Regions from separate parts of the Homo sapiens genome. Here regions 2, 3, 4 and 5 are each linked to region 1. Evidence: chromatin contacts called from ENCODE Hi-C or POLR2A ChIA-PET data. All regions are on one chromosome and are shown on one strand. Each heading gives the region's core, a stretch centred on a gene start or an enhancer-like site at or near the end of the contact. The rest is flanking DNA. Distances are from core to core; before and after follow the strand shown.

The links. A loop is a pair of places that touch in the nucleus more often than their neighbours do. ChIA-PET counts read pairs that join two places held with the same protein, here RNA polymerase II (POLR2A). Pooled maps may share reads with other maps.
Region 2: a map of naive thymus-derived CD4-positive, alpha-beta T cell shows a loop between it and region 1 (8-fold over the local background). The contact joins the promoter of SENP2 here to the promoter of TTC14 in region 1. A Hi-C loop is called at or near these places in 1 of 168 maps with a recorded cell type or tissue (naive thymus-derived CD4-positive, alpha-beta T cell) and 6 of 50 pooled maps. POLR2A ChIA-PET finds 5 or more read pairs at or near these places in 1 of 52 experiments (CD4-positive, alpha-beta T cell).
Region 3: a loop to region 1 is called in a pooled map, with 19 times the contacts of the local background. The contact joins the promoter of AP2M1 here to the promoter of TTC14 in region 1. A Hi-C loop is called at or near these places in 5 of 50 pooled maps.
Region 4: a loop to region 1 is called in a map of CD8-positive, alpha-beta T cell, with 6 times the contacts of the local background. The contact joins the promoter of ABCC5 here to the promoter of TTC14 in region 1. A Hi-C loop is called at or near these places in 1 of 168 maps with a recorded cell type or tissue (CD8-positive, alpha-beta T cell) and 8 of 50 pooled maps. POLR2A ChIA-PET finds 5 or more read pairs at or near these places in 1 of 52 experiments (activated T-cell).
Region 5: a map of CD4-positive, alpha-beta T cell shows a loop between it and region 1 (14-fold over the local background). The contact joins the promoter of KLHL24 here to the promoter of TTC14 in region 1. A Hi-C loop is called at or near these places in 2 of 168 maps with a recorded cell type or tissue (CD4-positive, alpha-beta T cell and naive thymus-derived CD4-positive, alpha-beta T cell) and 6 of 50 pooled maps.

The regions. Positions count from the first base shown.
Region 1 is chr3:180,600,873-180,603,490 of GRCh38, reverse strand. It overlaps TTC14 (tetratricopeptide repeat domain 14), which reads right to left and starts at 1,328. Exons shown (of 12, transcript NM_133462.4): 1 at 1,069-1,328; 2 at 476-600; 3 at 168-367. The coding sequence starts at 1,229. It overlaps TTC14-DT (TTC14 divergent transcript), which reads left to right and starts at 1,378. Exons shown (of 3, transcript NR_183700.1): 1 at 1,378-1,588. RefSeq lists an enhancer at 1,248-1,537.
Region 2 is chr3:185,584,983-185,587,600 of GRCh38, reverse strand. It overlaps SENP2 (SUMO specific peptidase 2), which reads right to left and starts at 1,306. Exons shown (of 17, transcript NM_021627.3): 1 at 1,087-1,306. The coding sequence starts at 1,187. RefSeq lists enhancers at 1,227-1,626, 1,667-1,716, 1,210-1,828, 1,829-2,447, 2,448-2,618.
Region 3 is chr3:184,173,560-184,176,177 of GRCh38, reverse strand. AP2M1 (adaptor related protein complex 2 subunit mu 1) reads right to left here and starts at 1,323. Exons shown (of 12, transcript NM_004068.4): 1 at 1,219-1,323. DVL3 (dishevelled segment polarity protein 3) reads right to left here. Exons shown (of 15, transcript NM_004423.4): 15 at 2,564-2,618. RefSeq lists a silencer at 946-995 and an enhancer at 1,206-1,275.
Region 4 is chr3:184,016,565-184,019,182 of GRCh38, reverse strand. It overlaps ABCC5 (ATP binding cassette subfamily C member 5), which reads left to right and starts at 1,299. Exons shown (of 30, transcript NM_005688.4): 1 at 1,299-1,353. RefSeq lists an enhancer at 902-1,081 and a silencer at 1,562-1,731.
Region 5 is chr3:183,634,307-183,636,924 of GRCh38, reverse strand. KLHL24 (kelch like family member 24) reads right to left here and starts at 1,302. Exons shown (of 8, transcript NM_017644.3): 1 at 1,132-1,302. It overlaps LOC107986162 (a long non-coding RNA gene), which reads left to right and starts at 316. Exons shown (of 2, transcript XR_001741042.2): 1 at 316-390; 2 at 641-2,618. RefSeq lists silencers at 1-226, 277-596, 787-856, 867-976 and an enhancer at 1,397-1,456.

The DNA.
Region 1 (2,618 bases), core at 79-2,578:
TGGGTAACTTACACTAATTTTTTTAAACTATTTTTCTCCAATTAACATTTAATTTCCAAAAGCATCTTGGCAGGTATACTTGAGCACAACTGCATGCAAAGATATAGTTCTTGCATTGAGATGCGTTAACAAAAACAGAAGCAATCCAAGTAACAAAAATAACTTACTGTGATTTCTAAGTGGGCTATATCTCTCATGATACCACTTCCTAAACAGATCAACACCATGAAAAAACCGAATTCCCGAATAGAACTAATTCTTCCAATCACTATATCACCACGCTCAATATCTCGGAAAAACAGCTCTCTCCGATCCATACTAGGTATCTCCATGAATTGCTCTAAAGGTGGCATGATTGCATAATGATCTAAAAAAAAAAAATTAACAAAATCACTAACGATAGTTTTGAGTTCCGTTTCACCTGAAGTACTGTTAAACCGAACCGCAATCTTAAAGATTTTAAGGCTAAACTGACCTTCACTGTCTTCATTAATTTCAGAAGTTGCAGGTGCATCTGATTTCCAGGAAAGTGCAAAAAGCAGATCCGCTTTTTTGGAGATGAATTTCTGTATCTCGATGTTGTCAACTCTCTTCTCTTTTCTTAAAAAGAAAAAAATATATATGAAAATTGGGTTATCTGCAAAGCCTCTTTACTTCTAACCTTCTGCTTATGGCTTTCATCGCCCATTCCGCTCCATCCTAAGCTGCAGACAATACAACCTCAGACAAAAAGTTTTAACTAGGCATTCCCTCATTAACCAACCTGGAGGTGGAGAGCGGGGAAACTTAAAAAGTGACGCCTCCAACTCAGATAGGAAAGCTCAAGGGATTTTTAGCTAAGGAATCTGCGCCTCTACCAAGCAGTGCCAGAGAAAAAGTTCAGCCCGCATCCCGCATTGCACAACCCAGGAGCGCCCCCCGTCCACCCAGCCCAAGACACCAGCGCGCGATCGTCCTGTGCTCACGGCCGCGGCTCCACTTCCTCTAGACGCAAACCCGGGGCTGCGGTAGTGGCTGCCAGAGCTGCGTCCCCTCTTCCGTGGCGCAGTGGCACCAACGTCTCATTACCTGCCCTGCAACGGGTGCTGGGGCGGCGGGCCCCGGGCTGGCTCGGCGGCCGACCCCAGGAGGCTACGGAAGTGTGGATTGTCCTGCTGTTCGCTCCGAAGTAGAGAGAGCAAAGACGACCCGTGGCAATTTAGCGACTGCCGCAAAAGGTCCCGGTCCATGGCTAGAGAATGCAGGGCCCGGAGGCCGACGGGCTGATAGTTCCCTGTTCCGTGTCCGCTACTTGAGCCGGGTGGTACAGGAAGCGGAAGAAACTGTCTGGAGGCTGCCGGAAGTACACAGACAGCACAACCAGTTACACCCGGAAGTGTTCTGGGGTCGCCCCCACGGCGGCGCGGCGGAGCTCAGCCTCGATCTCGCGAAACCGAGCGAGACTACGGAAGGCCGAAGGATTGGGCTCAGCATTGCTTGGGCTAAAGGCTGACTAGGGCTTCCAGGAAGTGATGTATGTGAGAAGTTTGCTTTTTAAAGTGTACGTGGGATCGTTATTACGTCGAAATAGCTCGAGCTGTAACCTAGGGTAAATAATAATTCCTTTTCGTATTCATCAAGGTGCTTCTAAGTGCCAGTGCCAGGGTAAGAACCCTATACGAGTCTCCAAGCTTCTTCCCTCGACGTACTCTCTGCGTAAATCAATACCTGTGTCTCTGGCGTAACCCCATTCAACCGGCTGCTCCGGGAAGGTTTCCAGGTGGTTTTAAGGGCAGAAGAAAGGAAGGACACGGACATTTGTTAAGCACCTGGAGTGGTGTTCTCCATCCATACCCCATTTACTGTTAGTGATTGTGAATTCTAAAACCAGGATGGCTTTAATGTCTCCACACGTGCATATGCCATTCAAGTTTTACAATAACTAATGAACACATGCATTTCTTATTTAGTTTATCTCAATGGTTGCTCAAAATTTAGTGTCTGTGGGACTTACTGTATAGTGGTATGTACGCAAAAGTCAATATACTGTTCTTATGGACAATTCAAGTGATTTTCAAAGGGAATTTCAACTTAGGTCCCCCATCCCCTTACTTACTGACTTGAGAACCTAACCACTATGGTAGCTATTGTACTTTTTCATTTTAGAAAACGAGGAAACATGCTCAGAGAGTCCCAGTAAATTGCTCAATGGCACACAGCTAGTAAGAGGCTAGAGTTAGGATTCCAAACGAAGTATTAATTGGTCTTCTCAGGCAGAGTTGCTGGATTGAGTATTTTATCATATGGAAGGTCTAACTAACCCTAATTTTGAGATCATGTAGCTTCGTTTTATTCCAGTATAAAATTTGTACCATTTAAATATGTTCAGTGTAAATAGTTCAGTATAGTCCTCTTGAACAGAAATAAACGGTGACAGTTAGTCTCTCCACTTCCCACCATGTGTCTTTGAGGAAATCAACTTGCCTTTCACTGTGTTACCACTTTTGTATAGGAGATCTAGCCCAGAACATAATCGATACTGCCACACTGTTTTGTGGAAAACCCAGGCAAATAGGTAAACAGTTTGAGACTTGAGAAAATGCAACAAACAAGAATGCAACTGTAAAAGATAAATTTGG
Region 2 (2,618 bases), core at 57-2,556, 5.0 Mb before region 1:
AGCGAGACTCCTTCTCAAAAAAAAAAAAAATTAACACTTGATCACTAAAGTTGAAGAGGGGGCATAGAATTTGTATAGTATTTTATTTTCCAGATTTTTAGGTAAGGAGGTCGATACAATAAAATGGGACACTCCAAAGAGTAGATGCTAAATAAGAATAGCTTTTGGGGCTGAGTGCAGTGGCTCATGCCTGCAGTCCCAGCACTTCCAAAGGCTGGGGTGGGCGGATCACTTGAGGTCAGGAGTTCAAGGCCAGCCTAGCCAATATAGTGAAACCCCATCTCTACTAAAAACACAAAAATTAGCCAGGCGTGGTGGTGCACACCTGCAATCCCAGCTACTTGGGAGGCTGAGGCAGGGGAATCGCTTGAACCCAGGAGGCGGAGGTTGCGGTAAGCCGAGATCGCACCACTGCACTCCAGCCTGGGCGACAGAGCAAGACTCCGTCTCAACCAAAAGAAAAAGAAAAAAAGAAAAGAATAGCTTTGCGTTTCCCCCAAATTTTAACCGAATTTAAGAGTACAGACTAGTGATTGTTTTAAAGGAGTGAGGCACCTAAGCCTTTTTACTCATTCACTAATTCTAAAGCACAAAACCCTTCTGGCCCCAAACACACAGACTGTTTGACAGCTGTTTTGGAACAAAACAGGTGCTGTTTCTTGCTGCAAGGACAGTACTTGCAGTCAAAACGGCTTTGGGCAAGCTATGAATCTCACTTCAACTGCACTTAATGTCTGCAGATGACACTTGCGAGGGTGCTTTGTAAACAGTGAGCCACAACAAAGACAGTATTCCTTCAATGTTAGTGTTCAGCCTAAGAGCGGCAAAGCCCCATTTGTTATCAGCAACCAGCTTGGCCTCTGACAAGAATGTCAAAGACCCTGCCATCACCGGCCGCTACGAAGACGACCAGCTCCTCCTTCATCAGGAGCTGCCTCCCTACAGCCTGGCGGGAGCGACTACGTCACTAGGATCCCGGCGACCTGTTTCGGGTGAGCCTGGCTGAATCAAAGCTATCACGGCCGAGGAGCCCGCTGTGGGGGAGGGGGTAAGGCCAGGCTGGCGCTCAGCCCCCTCTCGTCTCACCTGTCTGAGCGCCGCCTCTTCAGGAGGGCCCGGGCAGGGGGCACCGACCGGTCGCAGAAACGGAAAATGGTGCCGAGAATCCTAACCAGCCATCTGTACATACCAGGCCCAAGCAGCAGCGGCGGCCGACACACCCCGAGACGCAAACCCCAGAGCTGTCGCCGCCGCTGCCGCCTTCGCCGTCTTAACCACCACCGCCAGAGTTCGGTCGCTGATTTGTGACGCGATTCAAGAGCCCACAGATACAGCGTCCCCAGGGCTACCAGAGGCCCCCGCCCGCCACCACTCCTGACGTCACCTCCTCCCGCCCGACCGGAAAGCTCCATTCTCAATCTGCGCACGCGCAACCTAGCACCGCTCCCTATTTCCGAGCCCAGCAACAAGAGTAATTGTGGGACGGTCCCGGCCCAATCGCTGACGAGATCGGAAGGGCTGTCGGCAGGGTTTTCTCTTCGGCGGAGCCAATCCGGAGCCGGCCCGTGGGACAAGGCCCACAGGCCACATGTGAGGCTGCTCCACTCCGGAGGAGGCGTTCCGGGGTCCCAGAGGACATTAGGTGCTCAGTGTTTGCTGAATGCACATGTAAAGGTAGATCAGGTTAATTAACACACGTTTACCGTTTTAGGCGCCCTTTATTTTGCACTTACCTTTTGCCTCGTACTTTTCACGCATTGTCACCTTAATATGCCCAGCAATGGCGTGTGACAGAGAGTCTTAAGCCAGTTTTATAAGTCAAGGAAATTGAGGCATAGAGCGATTAAGTTATTTGTCTAAGATCACAAAACTAGCTAGAGACGTGGCTGGAACTTGAACCCGGGGTCTGAGTACCAGCGCCAGTCCCTCGCCCTTGAGGTCAGTCTACTTGGAGACATGTACATAGATAATTACAAATTACAATACACCGTAAGTGGTTGCTGTGATAAAGGTATGTGCAGAGTGCAGTGGGAGCCAGAGAAAGGAAAACCACACACTGAGGGAGAGAAGGAAAGGGCAGATGTCCTCAAGAAAGGCTTCACAGAAATTTAAGGATGAAACCTGCGGCCCACTAATGTCTCCTACCCTGGGCTAGTAAGTAATGAGTCTCGTTACTCTCCCTCTATAATTCCAATGTCACACTTCTAGTTAATTGTCAACTATAGGCCGGGCGCGGTGGCTCCTGCCTTTAATCCCAGCACTTTGGGAGGCTGAGGTGGGCAGATAGCTTGAGCCCAGGAGTTTGAGACCAGTCTGTGCAACATAGTAAAACCCCATCTTTACAAAAAATACAAAAATTAGCCGGGTGTGGTGGCACGCACCTGTAGTCCCAACTACTTGGTAGGCTGAGGTGAGACGATCACTTGAGCCCAGGAGGTTGAGACTGCAGTGAGTCGTGATCACGCCACTGCACTCCAGCCAGGGTGACAGAGTGGGACCCTGACGCACCCCATCAAAAAATTATCAACTGTAAAACAAATCCCACCCTATTTAGTGATAGAAAATCCAGTCCCCTCTTCCAAACAATCCTAAGAATCCTCAAAGGTTTTCATGCCCCA
Region 3 (2,618 bases), core at 74-2,573, 3.6 Mb before region 1:
CGCAGGCTCATAAAATTAAGAAATCCTTCCATCTGAAATCGTGATTCCAGGCCCATGAAGTAACTCATTTCTGGCCTGGGTGCCTATAAGCAAGAAGCAGGGATGTCAGGATGCCTGAATTATCCAAATTATTTGGGTCAAATTAATTTAGACTGTTTGAGAAAAGGCATTAATTTGGTTTTAGATTTCCTGGATTAGCCCTGGTATTAATTTCACAGGGAGTACTTTAGAGGACTTTTCTAAACTGGAAAATAAAGCCTTTTCCTGTGGCTGTCAAGGTCTTCCAGAGGGGTGAGCGGTCTCTCAAGGTGGTGGACTCATCCCATCCCTCAGTCCCAAACAGGCTGGGAGAGGAGATGCAAAATGGAGGTAGAGCCTGGGGCAAAGCACCAAGTCCACAGGTATCGAGTGGTAGGTAGCGAAGGGCACCCGAGAACCAGAGGGGGGCCTTGGGCAAGAATGGAACATTTAGTTAAGGGGAAAGACCTTCAGTGAAAGCCAGGCAGCGTCCTCAGGTGAGCCCACAGCAGCAAACTGGGCTGGTGGAGTGAACGTAAAGGTAAGGGTTTCCAGTATGGAAAAGGTCAAGGCTTTAAGAAGGAAAAACCGGCCGGGGGAACTGACAGTGGTGAATAAGGGAAAGCTGGGGAGACAGAGCCTGCTTGGGGTTCAGGTGCAGAGTAATGAGAGGGTGGTAGGCTTTTCGCCTTGGGGAGGACATTGTGGGAAAAGATGGTGCCATGGGGGTGCGGGGGCTGTCACAGGTCTAAGGAAGAAGAGCCGCGGGGTGCCACTGAACTAAGAGGAGGGGGTGCCGCATGGCGTGAGACCTGTCACGGTGCAAGGCGGCGGCACAAAGGGGTGTCACTGTCCTACGAGACGGGGAAATTGTCCTTGCGCGGAGGGGTAGGGGGTTGGCACGATCCTAGGGAGGGGGCGCTGCGCAGCGTTCCTGCTCTGGGAGGATTCCAAGCGGTATCCCTCTCATGGGAGGCGCCAGGCGGGTCAGGTGGAGGGCACCGCTCCCCGCCAGCCCTGCAATCGCGCCCCGGGCGCCCCCGCCCCACCGTCAGCTAGCTCCCGGGTCCGAAGGCTGAAGCCACTCCCGGGTGTGGGCAGCTTTCCGCCAGCTCAGTGCAGGGCAGGACAAAGCTGCGCGGCGAGGCAGACGACCCGCAGCGTCCTCCTCCACGCCATAAGGCCAGATCCCCGGCTCACCTGGTGTCCTCGGCCCCCTGCTCTGCCGGCCCGGCCACTCTCCGGATCCCAAGATGTCCGCCCGCCCCCTGCTCGTCTGCCCGCTGCCTCGGCTTTCACCGCAGTGCCGCCGCCCCGCCCCGGCCCCGGCTGCGCGTGCGCGCCGGCGTCTAGCGCCGACTACAAATCCCGTCAGGCCTCGCGGCCTCCTTGCTTGCAATTTGAAGCGCTCTAGGTTTAGCAAAACTACAACTACCGACTGCCTTCGAGAAACCGCCCCCGCCTCAGGAAGGGGTAGGCGTGGCCTTAGTCGGCCCTACCAGAAATACACATTCCAGCATACACCGCTCCACCCGCCTCATTTTTTTTTTTTTTTTTTTTTTTTTTTTTTTTTTCACTGAGCGCTCTGGGAATTGTAGTCCCTGCACTTCCTCCTGTTCCTATTTGTGTTCTGGAGAGCTTTGGGATATTAATGCCATTTGTGGAAGCACATCTGTTAAGCCTTGGATTGCTGTAGGCCTTTTCTGTCTCCAGAGTCCCAGGACTGGCTGTCCTCACTTTACACACAAATAAATACAACTGGGCAGTAGAAGTGTTTGTGCTGAATTTACTGCTTTCTAACACTACCTCTGATTCTCTCAAGCTTTTCTCATATATTTGTTCCGGACATGAGCTTTTTCCAAGGGATCAAGACCCAAGGAGAGGAGCGGGGAGGAAGGAGGCGACTACTTGGAAGAAACTAAACCTTTTCACAAATAAGTCCATGACTGTACACTCTTCCCGGAGGTCAGCTACAGCTTTTCATGAACGAGCCGATGTTCTCCTTAGCTATACCTATGCGACTGTGTATGCCTTCTAGTGACAGGCATATATGTTGCTTAGAAGACGTTCGAAGAGTTGAATTTAGTTTGACATGGGATTTGAAATCCCCTCTTTGATAAACAGAATCTTTACATCCAAGCTGAGGAGACAGACCCAACCCTCACACATGAAAGGCCTGCTTGGTTCTTGCAGAGTCTTAAGAAAATCTGTTGGCTCTTCTCTTTCTGTAGGCAGAGATAAACTGCTGCCTTCCTTGGGCAGGACTACGCCTGTCATGGGAGGAAGGAAGGGCAAGAAAGGACAGATCTGGTTGCAAATGTTACAGTCCTTCCCAGCCTCCAGCCAGAAGCCACGATGTGGCAGGATGAAGATCTGACCTCTCTCACATCATAGTCACGGCCTGAAGTCATTAAGTGACTGAATACAGGCACTTCTAATTTTTGAACCAGCACTCAAGGCTTCACTTCTACCTTTGCAAAAGCTTTATCTTCCAAAAATACCCTAAACTGCTACCAATTTAGAGTAAATAATAATAATGATAAAATAATAATAATAATAGCTACCATTTATTGAGCACCTACTCTACTGTGTGCCAGGCA
Region 4 (2,618 bases), core at 50-2,549, 3.4 Mb before region 1:
TTATTCTATTGCATTGGTCTATCAATCCGTGCGCAAGAATATGCTGCTTTACGATACAGTAGTGTCTTCACACTAGCTAACTAGCTAGCTGTTATAAAGATGGACAAGTCACTTTACCTTCTCCTTCTTCCTCTTCCTCTTCTTCTTCTTCTTTTTTAATCTTTGAATTAAAAAAAAATACGGCGGGGTGAGGTGGCTCGCGCCTGTAATCCCAGCACTTTGGGAAGCCGAGGCGGGCGGATTACCTGAGGTCGGGAGTTCGAGACCAGCCTGGCCAATATGGCGAAACCCTGTCTCTACTTAAAAAATACGAAAATTAGCCGGGCGTGGTGGCGGACGCCTGTAATCCCAGCTACTCGGGAGGCTGAGGCAAGGAGAACTGCTTGAACCCGGAAGGCGGACGCTGCAGTGAGCCGAGATCGCGCCATTGCACTCCAGCCTGGGCAACAGAGCCAGACTCCTTAAAAAAAAAAAAAAACTCATAATACCTACTCATAGGGCTGTAATGGAGATTAAAGGAAACAAGAATGGTATGTAAAGCATCGGATACAAGGTAGGGAAGAACTCAACAGTGGCTTTTATTTAATGATGCTGAAGGTACCGATGAAACAGAGAAATAAAGGGATCAATCTTTCTGGGAGCTTCAGTTTCATTTATAAAAAGAAGAAGATGAGTTAGCATAACATTTCTAAGGCTCTTGCCACTTCTAAGACTGTGATCCTGGCATTTTATTATCTAGAGACCAGGCAGCGAGACATTGATGGGCAGTTGGTGTTAAAGTGAGAAAGGCGGTATCTGCGCAGACTGCAGGGTCGAACCATGAGCAAGCAATCGTATCTGCCACAACAGATAAGAACTGGGGCTGGCCGGCCTGACGACTCTCAACGGGTTAGACGCGGGCTACGATGACCTTCACGATCTTTTCTGGCAGCTACACGGCCACGCAGGGTGGGACTGCTCTGCCTACGAACAGCACTGTGTGCGAACACAGGGCCACGGTTAAGCCTCCCGGCTGCCTCCCCCAGGGAACACGACCCCTGAGAAGATTCCAGACAGTCTCGCAGAGGCACGGGGAAGGATGGAACAGAGCCGGGAGCTCGGTGGGAAGAGGGGCAGCCCGCACCGCCCCCGGGATGTCACCGGCGCTTCTGGGAAATGTAGTCCTTCGCCGCGTCCGCAGCCCTGGGCACTCGGAAGGAGGACTACAGTTCCCTTCAGCCTTGGGAATGCTTTGTGCAGCGCGCTTGCGCGGTGTGGCGGCCGATGCCGCTATAAAGGCTTGTTTTGCTGCAGGGCTCATGCTCGGGAGCGTGGTTGAGCGGCTGGCGCGGTTGTCCTGGAGCAGGGGCGCAGGTAGGTGATGGCTGCTGCCGCACCCCTGCCCTCCAGCTCGGTTGTCACGGGGATCACCCCTTTGCATTTCCTCGGGGCGTGGCGGGATGTGGCCAGGGCTGCGAGCAGTTCGGGGGACACTGGAGACTTGGGGAACGGCGTATGGCCTCCCCCTGGTCTCCTGCCGCCGCCTCCTAGGCCTGTGAGCCCGGGGTCTGGTGACGGGGTCGTGTGCTGGAAGACAGGCAGGTAGGATCGGGATGAGCGGGCAGGGACGCGGGCTACGTCCCTGGCCGCGGCCGCCAGGGGGCGCTGCGCCCGCGGGCCGTGGGTGTGGGTCGCGCTCGCCTGGGCAGGCCGGAGCGGGCTGTGGGAACGCCCTAGGGCCCGGGCATCCCAGGCGAAGCGGGTCTGAGAGAAACGCCCACCTGGGAGGCTGTGCAGCGGGTGGCTCGGGGCACCCTGCTCAACCCGCAGCGGAGCCGCCAGCGACCTTCGAAGTAAGTCATCCCCTTCGTTTTTGCAAGCGGGTAAATGGAGGTACGTGACATAAGCACGCGCAGCAAAGCCGTGGCTGTGCCGGGAACGCAGCCCAGATCTCTCCACGGTCATCCAGTGCTCTTTTCGCTTCTGCCACACAGAGCCGCGGGTGGCTTTGTGTTTATCACACAGGGGCCATTTGGTTTCTGCACAGACGGAGAGGCTGGAGGCAGGTGGGCACAGGAACGACGGGGAAAGTTTCAGGAGGTCTTGGAGGAGGAGATGGCTAGGTTTTACTGTGGTCCGCAGCGTGTATGAAAGGTGAGGCTGCTTGGAGACGCAACAAGTGGATTACAGTGGGTGTGGTAAATACGTATCCCTTTAGCGTGGTGTCTTCCTCGTGCAGCTTGAGGGCCTGGAGGTGATGGAAACCTACTCATGAGTGTTGGGATGACTGCAGCTTGCACACACCAGTCTGGTAATCCCGTGCAACTCTCCTCCTGCCATGCAGTTGAATCAGTATCATTGTGCAGGGAGAGTGTCTACACTTTTATCAGTGGAAAGAGAATCTTGGTAAAAAAGGGCAGCTGACTAAGTGGCCTCAACCCTATTGGGCACTTCTTTGGGGTTCTCCCACGTTGATTATTCTGCTTCTACCCTTGTACATGTCTGGACAACAGGTTTGTTTTTTACAAACAAAAATCCCTTCTCTTTCTTCCTCTCTTGATAGCTGAGGCAAGTGAGCATTTAAAAAAGATATTCCAACAACTTTAAAGGAGGACACGAGAAGATAGGGAAATATAAAT
Region 5 (2,618 bases), core at 53-2,552, 3.0 Mb before region 1:
TGCGTGCCCAGAACTGCCTGCAGGATCAGGCAGCAGCAGCGGCGGCGGCGGCCACCGAGGCTACCAGCCGCCCGCAGCAGGGGCGGGAGCGCGCGCCTCCCGCACCCGCGCCACCCGGCTCCACTCGGGCCGCAGCTGCAAAAGCAGCGACAGCGCGCGCTCCCGCGCGTCCTCCAGATCACCTTCAAGGGGGCGGGAAGAATGGCCCAGGGCAGGCCCACCTAGTGACAATAAAAACTCGCCAATAAAAACTCGAACTCTCCCTCGGGTACCGCCCACAAGCTGCCGCAGGCGCCCAATCCCCGCCGCGTTAACAGTCTTCACCCGGGGTGTCCAGAACTTGAGGGCGGGTCCATTAGGAACTAAATTAAGAAACTGAGTCCTGGAGTGGTAAGAAGGTGGGGAGGTTAGGCGGGGACTGCGCCGGCGGAACGCCCGCTCCCCCGCCCGCCCCGGCTCCCCGGGGACGGCCGCAGCGGGCCGGGTGTCGCGATCGTGGTAAACAAAGGCTCGCAGGGGACGGGGGCGGGGGTAACGGTCAGGTGACAGTGCCGAGTGCATTTCGCAATCGCTTTAATGGGGCTTCACGGGCCCGCGGCCCTGGGGACCCCACCTTGACCCCGTCATTCCTCCCGGACAGAACCGACGGTCGTCCCACCAAACAAGAAGGCTGGATTTGAGGCGGTCGCACTCCCCCGGGCTTCCTGAAATAAAAAGCAGCGCCCCGTTCGCAGCCCATCGGCAACAAGCAGCACCCGTCTGCCCAGCCGCCTCCCCCGGCGGCGCCCGGCCCCGCGGCGACTAGCCTACCGCACCTGCGGCTACCCCCAGTCCCGGCAACCACCCCGCCCTAGCCAGGCCGCACCAGCCGCGCCGCGGTTCCGGGCCGTAGTGCCAGGAGGCGCGCGCGCCCTCCCTCAGGGCTGTAGCTACCAAGCGGGGGAGGAAGACCCCCCAGGTGAACCCTGGAGGCCCCTCGCCTCAGAAAGGGGCCCTGTAGCCCAGCTGCAGCCTCTCCGCAGACCGCCAGTCTGGCTCTGAGAGGCCGGCCGCCGCTGGCTGCCCTCCCGCAGACACCCCGGTGGTCAGGACCGCCGTCGCCCCTCCGCCCCCGAGGACTCAGACTCTGACCGGTTCCTCGCCTTTCGGCCGGTCCCGGAGCTGTCACCCCCGGTACCTCTCGGCGAACACTGGAAGCAGCCAGCAGTGGCTAACCCCGCGGTCCCTCAGCGGCGGGCGGCGCAGCGCACTCTCCAGCGCCGGCGTCTCCTCCAGCCACCAGTCTCTGCCGCAGCTCACAACAAAGGAAACATGTGACCGTCCGGGCCAAAACACTGAGCGTCAGCGAACCCTGGCCAATCCGGGTGGGCGTCCTCCGCCCCGGGGAACCCTGGGAGATGTAGTTCACGCTTCCCGGTGGCCTCCGGGGCCACCTGGGGCTCCCGCCGTGGGGTGGGTGTCGGGTGCCCAAGAGGACGAGACCCACCCAAAGGGCTGCTGACTCAAAAACACCTTGTTTTAAGCAGAGACAGTTAAAAAAATGCCTCTTGTGTAAGGAGCCGAGTGAGAAGCCAGAGTCGTTTCTTTCCTTCCCTCAAAGGCCCCTGCCACGTCCCAAGGAAAAAGCCCGCGATCAGCCCTTCGACTTTAAAGCTTGGGTCGAAGCTTAGAGAGCTTTTTATTTGACCCTTTGATAGACAATCGGAAATCAGGCCTGAGGGCCTGCAGGGTGGACGAGACTAAAACCCCAGTCCTTAGAAGGAGCAAGGAAAACCACCTCTTTTTTTTTGATAAAGCTGTTACTGTCCCTGGTATCAAATCCTAGGTTACCTTTTTATTTTAAACGCACATGCACGTCGACCAAAGCTGTCACAAATCCCTGTTTTCCAAGGTAGATGGAGTTCCTAAAGGACATTGTGTTGTCGTTTTGTGTCTGCAAGCTTTTTGTTTTGTTTCGTTTTGAGACAGAGTTTCGCTCTGCCACTCAGGGTGGAGTGCAGTGGCGCAATCTCGGCCCACTGCAACCTCTGCCTCCCGGGTTCAGGCGATTCTCCCGCCTTAGCCTCCCGAGTAGCTGAGACTACAGGTGCCCGCCACCACGCCCAGGTAATGTTTTGTATTTTTAGTAGAGGCTGTGTTAGCCAGGCTGGTCTCGAACTTCTGGCCTCAAGTGATCCGCCTGCCTTGGCCTCCCACAGTGCTAGGATTACAGGCATGAGCCACTGCGCCCCGCCTGCAGGTATTCTTTTAAAGGATGATTGCAACCATTTAACTAGTTTTTGGTTTCTGATACCAAATTTAAAAATCTCTATCTTCTACATGTCATGAATACCGTCATGCCTCTATTAAATTAGGCGTTGTGTTCTGATGACCAGAGGCGGAAATAATATGGAAGGCCTATATACAGGCCTTTTAAACATACTTTTTAGGCCTCTTTTCCATCTCTTATTCAATTATTTGAGCTATTTCTTCTGGTATTTATATATTTCCAAATAATGTATGACTATTTCCTATTAAGGAAGCTATCCTTCTCATAATCTGGTTAAATCATTAATGTTTACGCTAATGAGACCATGTATTTATTATTCATTGTTGAGACAAATCGTATACAATTTCCC